Linked DNA regions of Homo sapiens: all the other regions are linked to region 1. Evidence: chromatin contacts called from ENCODE Hi-C or POLR2A ChIA-PET data. All regions are on one chromosome and are shown on one strand. The core of a region is the stretch at or near the end of the contact, and the rest is flanking DNA. Distances in the headings are between cores, read along the strand shown.

The links. A loop is a pair of places that touch in the nucleus more often than their neighbours do. ChIA-PET counts read pairs that join two places held with the same protein, here RNA polymerase II (POLR2A). Pooled maps may share reads with other maps.
Region 2: a pooled map shows a loop between it and region 1 (12-fold over the local background). The contact joins the promoter of DUSP6 here to the promoter of BTG1 in region 1. A Hi-C loop is called at or near these places in 6 of 50 pooled maps. POLR2A ChIA-PET finds 5 or more read pairs at or near these places in 4 of 52 experiments (CD4-positive, alpha-beta T cell, CD4-positive, alpha-beta memory T cell, WTC11 and 1 more).
Region 3: a loop to region 1 is called in a map of CD4-positive, alpha-beta memory T cell, with 12 times the contacts of the local background. The contact joins the enhancer-like site here to the promoter of BTG1 in region 1. A Hi-C loop is called at or near these places in 1 of 168 maps with a recorded cell type or tissue (CD4-positive, alpha-beta memory T cell) and 4 of 50 pooled maps. POLR2A ChIA-PET finds 5 or more read pairs at or near these places in 2 of 52 experiments (CD4-positive, alpha-beta memory T cell and T-cell).

The regions. Positions count from the first base shown.
Region 1 is chr12:92,144,504-92,147,150 of GRCh38, forward strand. It overlaps BTG1 (BTG anti-proliferation factor 1), which reads right to left and starts at 1,343. Exons shown (of 2, transcript NM_001731.3): 1 at 885-1,343. The coding sequence starts at 1,032. It overlaps BTG1-DT (BTG1 divergent transcript), which reads left to right and starts at 1,582. Exons shown (of 3, transcript NR_135036.1): 1 at 1,582-1,740; 2 at 2,159-2,259. RefSeq lists enhancers at 5-54, 315-364, 324-860, 1,695-1,994 and a silencer at 785-1,104.
Region 2 is chr12:89,351,187-89,353,833 of GRCh38, forward strand. DUSP6 (dual specificity phosphatase 6) reads right to left here and starts at 1,315. Exons shown (of 3, transcript NM_001946.4): 1 at 454-1,315. The coding sequence starts at 853. All of the region lies in intron 9 of POC1B-DUSP6 (POC1B-DUSP6 readthrough), which reads right to left. RefSeq lists an enhancer at 1-441 and a silencer at 2,261-2,570.
Region 3 is chr12:89,862,380-89,865,026 of GRCh38, forward strand. No RefSeq gene overlaps it. Among named protein-coding and RNA genes, the nearest start is that of LINC02399, 84 kb to the right of the region's middle. Within about 2 kb of position 1,337, at least 17 of the 41 ENCODE cell types and tissues checked have a DNase peak (open chromatin) inside an H3K27ac peak, as active enhancers do.

The DNA of each region.
Region 1 (2,647 bases), core at 93-2,592:
GGATTCCTCCTACCCCAGGCTCCTTTGAGGAGCGAAAATGAAAACTATCAACTTTTTAAAATGTCCAGGATTGCATCCGTTGTTGTGCATGTGCGGGGATGGAAAAAGCGGGCAGGGTTTTAGAAATAACACAGTAGTACCGGACAAAACAATCTCCAGGAACCAACCGGTTGAGCCGCCAAAACAGGAATCAGGCGCGCAGCCTCGGCCAGTCGGGAAGCCACTGGCACCTATGGCCAGGCGAGAAACTGTTTACTTTCTCCACCCCACCCCAGATGCACACAATGGAGTTGATGGCTTTGGAGATGAGAAGCGCCACCGGACTGTTAACCCCGAAGGGAAGAAAAACAAGCAACCCTAAACCACGCTCTGGGCAGGGCTGTTAATTGTGCCGGTGACAAATCCGATGATTAATGGGCAGGGGCAGGAGGCGCGGGGAGACGGCACGTCCGTTCTGAGCTGGCTCCGGGGCAGCGGCGCAGCTTCCCACCCCGGGGCTGGGCCGCCGACCACGCAACGGTTGGAGGGGGCTGAGGAAAGGGGACGTCGAACCCACCCCAGCCCCACGGCTCCTTTGTCCCCAAATCCGCCGACGGTCCTCGGACCGCAGCTCCCGCCTCGGTGGGCTTAAGTTTCTTTGTTGTGCGTGTTGTCTTCTCCTCTCCGTTTTGCCAGCTGGGGGGAAGGGGGCGCCCTCCGTCCAGCCCCTAAAGCCTCGCGGGGAACCGCTGTTAGCGGCCACCCAGCGCAACCACACCGGTCCCGCGGCGGGGCCCAAGCGCGACCGGCCCCGGGGCGCTGCCGAGGTTCCCGCAGCCCCGACGGCCGGACTCTGACCCAGGGATGTGGGGCCCGCGTCCCTCCGACGCCCTCGCCCTGCTCACCTGCCAGCAGCTCCTGCAGGCTCTGGCTGAAGGTCTGCAGCTGTCGCTCGCTCGTGAGCCCCTTGGTGCGGAGAAACTTGGAGATGAAGGACACGGCGGCGGCGATCTCGCCTATCATGGTGGCGGCCCGGGTGTAGAAGGGATGCATGGGGGCGGCGTGCGGGGGCGGCCCGGGGCGGCTGGGGCTCGGCGGCGCGGCCCCGACGGCGGAGCAGCCACCCCGGGCTTCCTCACCGGGCGGAAGGCTGAGAGGAAGAGAGGGCGTGAGGGGCGGACGACTACTTTTGTCTTTCTTTCTTTAGACTAAAAAAGTTATTTTCGAGACAGGAGGCGGCAGGAGAGAGGAAGAGACGAGCGATGGCGGCCTGGTCACATCGCTCGGACCTCCCCAGCTGCCTCCGCCTCCAGCTCCGCAGCATTCGAAGATCTCAATAGCTGCATTTCCAGCTCCGAGAGGCGAAGAGATGCAAGCGCCGTGCAGCACCCTTTATAGTGCCACGAAAAGGAAGTGGCGTAGCTGGAGCGTGATGGCCGACTCCAGCCAATCCGAATATCGCACCATTGTGACGCAAGCCGGTTCGGAGCCGAAAGGGGCGGGAAAAGAGTTCAGGAGGCGGGTCCAGAGATAGGGAAGAGAGGGAGGAGCTGACGTAATCCGCTTGTAAACAAATAAACCCGGAGTGGCGGCTGGAGACCCAGTTGCTTGTGTCGAGGGAGGGAGGGAGGGAACAGAGGGTGCGCGTGTGAAAGCTCCGCCCCCAGCCCTAGCTCCTCCTTCCCGCTTCAGCAGGTCCAGGCTCTGCGCCAGTGCATCCTTCTCCAAGAGTGCGCTGCCTGGGCCCGCTTGCCCTGGAGTGTAAGTGCTGGGTAAATAAGAACCGCCTGGCGCAGGCTGTGTCTACTCTTCACGCCGCCTTCTCAGATCGGGCTGCATGTCCCCACTCCGTGTTTACATCTCGTTCCCGCTCCGGGTCTCGGTGACTGGCTCCTCAAGCCGGAGACGCGTGTGGTGCGGCGCGATGCGGGCGCCAGCGCTGTGTGTGCTGGCGGTGCGCTGCCTTAGTGCGGGGGAAAGTGGAGGGAACGGTCCTGCGGGGCGTTCTGTCCAAGAAAAAGGACTGCAGCCTCGGGGAGCCAGGGTCCCCTCGCAGACGAGCTGCCAACGCCGCGGAGCCATTTCTGTTCCACCCTAGGGGAGGAGTAGGGGGATATCTTTTAAAAGTTTAATTGCAAAATAAGTAGGTTAGTAAGGCCATTTGTGGTTGCTGTTTCAGTAACTTCAGCAGTCAACGGAGAGAAGAGTGGAAACCTTACTGGATGCGGACAGGAGAGCCAGTTACTGAAAGCAGATATAACGCGGATCCTGTAAAGAGTGGTGTGTATCCAAAAAAAAAAAATCTGTACAATGTATTTTAAAACTTGTGTGCACAAAACTGAAGATTTTCTTTTTTACCTAGTCCAAATGCCGTCCTAGCCTGAGTCCTGCTCTTTATAAAAATAAAATAAAAAGAATTTGAAGCTTGTGAAAGTATTAAGTGTAGACATTCAAGTTTATTTGAAACCCTACCAAAAAAAAAAAAAAACAACCTTAAAAACCAGTGTAACAGGAAGGCGGGAGCCTGCTAAAACGATTAGGCCTAAGACAGGGTTAACCCCAACTCCATTAAGGAGAAGGGGGAAAAGAAAAAAAGAAAGATGAAGGGAGGCAGGCAGATGGAGAAAGCAAACAGGAGGCAGAAGTTGAACTCTACCAGATGGAAATA
Region 2 (2,647 bases), core at 65-2,564, 2.8 Mb before region 1:
GGAATGGAACGAACGGGCCCGCCTCGCCAGGGAACCCTTATTCGCTTGAATCCGGAAATAGACAAAATGGCAACTTTTTGGAATATTTTGAGAGCTAAGATGTGCCAATTTGCATCCCCAACAATCTCTCCCGTCCTGCAAATCTTAATTCAAAATCGAACGATAGAAAACAGGGTGATGGTGGAGGATGTTCTGGCTAAGAAGGCGCAGAACCCGTTAGAAAGAAACCGCCGGTACCCGCAGCCGGAAGCGAGTGGATTCTGAGCCGGCCCGGTTCTCTGGTGCGGAACGCGCGGTTCGCGGCCCCTACCTCGCCGGCTGCCGGTCCCTAGGCGGGCAGCGCGGCTCCGAAGCTCCAGCTGAGCGGAGCAGAGGTATTTTCAATCCACGCGCCCCGCCCGCAGCCCTGCGCCCCTAGCCCTGCCCCGCGCGCGGAGTTCCCTGGGCGCGTACCTTCCAGGTAGAACGCCCGGCAGCCCTCGTCCTTGAGCTTCTTGAGCAGCAGCCCGAGCACCGACTCGCCGCCCGTATTCTCGTTCCAGTCGCTGCTGCTCTCGTCGTAGAGCACCACTGTGTCGGTGCCACAGCGCCGGGTGAAGCGGTCCCGGTCCTCGCCGCGCGTGAAGAGCGCGCGCACCGGCAGGTTACCCTTCTGCAGGCGCCGCAGCATGATGCCCGGGATGGCCACGTTGATGGCCGACTCGATGTGCGACGACTCGTATAGCTCCTGCGGCCGGCAGTCCATCAGCAGCAGCCGCTCGTTGCCCAGCTCCAGCTGCTCGTTGAGCCACGCCACCGTCTTGCTGATCGCCATTTCCGACGCGAAGGGCACGGGTCTGAGCGTATCTATCATGGGGGTCGAGCTGCGGGAGAGGGCGGGGTGCCTACCAGACGCCCCTCGGGGCAGGCATAGGCCGAGCGCACCGCGCGCGAAGCTGCCGCTCTCGGAGCGGGGTTTAATTCCGCCTCGCCTTACCCAAGCCGAGGCTAGCGGTTGGGGCAGACGAGACAGAAGTAAAGCCGGAGGTTCTCTCTGCACCCAGCTGCAGCCGCTGGCTCTTAGTGTCAATGAATCTCTCTCAATGAAGCTGCCCAGATAGTTTTTGTTCCTCCCCAGTGAATGAAATCCAATTAATTCGGACTCCGTGCTACTGAGAGGGGAGGAAAAAAAGTCTAGCGGCTTCTAATCCCTCCCTCCAAGGCTGCACCTCAAATCTACCCGGGCGTCTTTCTCCCCGGATTATTTAAGACTCGATTTGCTATCTCTTGGACTCAGCCTCGCACACCCCCTGCGCGAGGCAGCTCCTCAATGGATACAAACAGCGAGCGTCTCAATGGATACATTCTCCGGGCCAGCCAATGAGCGTGCTGCGGAAGGGGCTGTTGCCGTGGGGACGGGCCGGCTGGAACAGGTTGTGTTGATGAATTGTTAATGAGTTTGTCATTCACAAAAACGGAAAGGAATTTCCGCTCCGGATAAGCCCCAGTGCAAACAAGCTGCAACAGCGGGCTCGGCGGGAGGAAGGAGAAAGAAGGGGAGGCGGCAGCGGAGGAGGAGCAGGGCACATAAACCAGGGCACTTCAGTTGTCTCATGTTTCCTTCTGTTGAGAGTTCACACTTCGCGTCGGAACTTTTGCGCACCAATGGCGCAATTAGCATGCACAAAAGCCCTTGTTCGCGACGCTTGCGTTCGCGAGCTAGCTTTAGGAAAACTTGTGCTGACTTTTCGTTCTTTGTATTCCCTTCAAACTCATTTGGACCCAAGTTCGCCTTAACCCTCCCCTCCCCCAACCCCCCTTCTTTAGGCGGTGTGTGGCATTTGTTTGCCACTTTTAAAGGCCCAGCTCTGTTTGCTCTGATGTTCTTTTAGCCGAGGCTGTGTTGGGGCTGGTGAACTGACTGGGCTTTAGTGACCGATGAGGTGTTAAATGCTAATCCAACATATTTCGAAACAAACCAGGATTTTGTTGAAACATTTTAAAGCAAACAAACAAACGTCTGGTTGTGCAGAAAATCAGAAGAAAACCTTTTTTCTTAAAATAACATTTTATTTTCATTAAAACAATGTAGAGTGCAGAAACAAACTCTTAGGTCAGTCCAGTGCTTTTACTGTATTCCGCTCCGGCGGCGTGGGGAGTTACAAGCCATTGTTCGGGGGAATCTATATCTCTCCCCCCGCCCCACCACCACCATCGCCTGCTGGGAGGTCGCGCTGGTTAATGATTTCTGGGCAAGGAGCTCGGCTTCTGACGGGGGAGCCGGTCTGGCGGGGCTGCCTGAGCGAGGTGTGCTGGGACGCGCCGGGCCGGGCCAGCAGTCCCCGCCATGGGCGAGGCGTGAGGAAGTCCTCCCGCAAGACCTGCAGGCTGCGGGGGCTCGGCAGGGGGGCTCGACGATTGGTTACAGTTGGCAGGGAGGCATGTCAGAGGGGGCCTCCCCAGCCCTCTCCTGCCGCCGCCTCCTCCCTTTGTCCAGCGCCGGGCACTCCGGGGAGCACCAGCCGCGCCTGCGCGCTGCGCTCCCTGCCACCGCCCCGCCGTCCCCGTCTCCCCGCTTGGGCACGGGGCTGTGCGCGACGCAGTGGACGGGTGCGGGGCTCAGCGAGGGACTCCCGGGTCCATAGAGATCTGGGGAGGGTGGGGGGAG
Region 3 (2,647 bases), core at 87-2,586, 2.3 Mb before region 1:
GGGTGTAGGGGGTGGGTAGTTCTTATGTCCTAGTCTGAGGCATACACAAGTTACGTTTTCTGCAAATATAGAAATATTTTCTCATTAAACACTGGTCACATCAAACATCACATTGCAATTTTTTGGGGTGTGTGTGTGTGTGTGTGTGTGTGTGTACAGATTTTGAAAGCCAACAAATTTCAAGATAAAACATTGTACACTTTTCCAGACACCTAAAAACTTCTCAGGTTTAATAGTCTGTAACAGGCTGTTTGAATTTAAATACTGGCTCCACTCTATACCTCGCTGGTTGCTTAACACTCTGTGCCTTAGTTTTCTTATCTGTAAAATGGGATGACAGGGCTACACTGAACATAAGGATTAAATGAATTTGTCTCTGTAAAGCACTTTTAACAATGGCTGGTACATTGTAAGCACCAGTGAGTGTCGGGTTGTTAATTGTTATTATTACAATGATGTCTTTGCTGCCAGTTAGGACAATTTCCAACTCAACAGTGGATTCACCTAACTTCATGTGCCCTAGCAGAGGAAACCTCAATTTGCTTGTGTGTCTGTCCCGCCAAGAAAATGCAGGTCACTTCCTCTGGCTTTCTTGCCTTAAGAGTTCCTGTTTCTGCCGAAGCAGAAGCAGGAAGAGAAAGTGACACAGTGATGTTTGCTGAGCAGAGCAGGATTCTGTCCAGTGACTTCTTTTTCCCCAATTAGGAGGCTGTGTTGGCAAGACATGGATTGTTCTTTACGCTTTCCCTATCTTTTCAGCTTTTTCCAAGAGGCCTTGGTCTCTATCCTGAGGCTTTCCTCATCAGCACATGACGGTGAGCTGAAAGATTCCTAAAGTTCTGTTGTCTCTCAAAACAAAACAGAACATTCCAACCAAATTTAAACAGATCCATTTACAATTTTATTACATATCAGCTTTCCTGTGTGGCATTTATTTGAGGAAAGGCTCTCTCAGATATGAGGGAGTTGGTTTTAGAAAATTAAATCAGACAGACTAAAATGACGATCTGATTCATGAGAGGAAAGAAGATACACTATGTGATAGAAGAGTTATTTTTGGAGAACTTATTTTCGTGACTCTGAATGCCCAGAGGAGAAAACATATGGATGGTATTGCTAATTTAGTACCATGTCTGCTTCAGGCTCTATGTGCAGTTTTCTACAGACTGGGCAGCCGACTCTTTGGTCTCCATTTTTGAATGGAGTGCTGCAAGAGATGCTGTCTGACATACGAAACAGTCAACTGAAAATAAAGTAGCAGAGTTAACGTAGGCAGTTTTCTTCACTGTGGTTACAAGATGGCAGGGCCTTCCAAATTTGCACACTGTACATTGAAGTGGAAGTGGATGCTAGCTCTAAAAGCTCTGTGTGGGCGGCGTTGAGAGTGGGTATTTTGATTTGAAAATTTTGTTAGTTGCCATAGTAATTGTCACAATTATGTGGTTTGTTCGATCTTTGTGATACTGAACACCTATTAGCAGCACCCAGAAAGCGGTGTGTTTTAGTTTTTTTTCTTGTGCATACTTACAGAGAGAAAAACAATAATGTGTGGTCAGATTTTAAGATGAAGTAAAAACAATAAAAAAGTATCACATATCTTTATGTAAAGTGTGTTTATTTTCTTAATTATTTTTTAGTCAGATTTCTCTTCAGCAGAAAAGTCATCAGGAAGTGATTTTGTTTTTCTTTTTCCAAAACAAGGAGACCCAGAAACCAAGGTTACAAAGCTTTGTAAAAAGAAGAACAGGAAGCTCTCCTTTTGTTATTAATGTGTTGTGTCAGCAATGATGCTACTTAAGTTCAGGCTGAAATTTAAGCTGAATCAAAAGAGAGTGTGTGTTTCCACTCCCTTTGCATTTGTGGTGCTCACCATGGCCACTGATTATTTAGTCCTTGATTGCTTTCCTGGGGCTGTTTTGCAGGTGACTTTTGAAACATGGAGAGGCATTATTTGGCTAAACAAACTATTTGTGTTGCAATTGTTATAGAAACTTGAATGCCTATAGCTAAATCTTCACAGCCTTCTTTATTTTTGCCTCAGAAGTATTTTTTTATCTATCTGAATATTATTTTCTAAATTAATTAAATGTAGAGATATAATGATAAAAAATAAGAGTATCTTCTTTGGGTTATTTCTGATTTTTATCAGAAGGAGATAAGGCCGGTTCTGATCTTTGACAGAGCTCTATGACATGGGAACTGAAGTGGCTCCATTGGTTGGCTGACTCATGAGAGAAGGAGAATGTGGGAGAACTGCTTAATCTGCAGTCTGGATGGCCATGCATGTGGGGATGGGAACAGGAGGAATTGACTACCTCTTACTGTTTCCAGTCAAATTTCCTGAAAGACTTTGTGATGAGTGAGTGATAAATGGTGTTTATTACTTTTAATACACAGATATGAGGGAGTTTATTACATTTAATACACCTATGAAGTGATCATTTAAGTATTAAATAGCATGTCACAACACTGAAATCTTTTTATAACTATTGATTTAACTGCCTTTGATACTTATTGTCAGTATTTGTGCTCTAAGTGCAGTTTTGTTTATTATTAAAAACACTTTGACCGTGCAAATTGAAACGATGAAATACCTCTACACACCTATTAAAGTGGCCAAAATTCAGAACACTTACAGCACCAAATG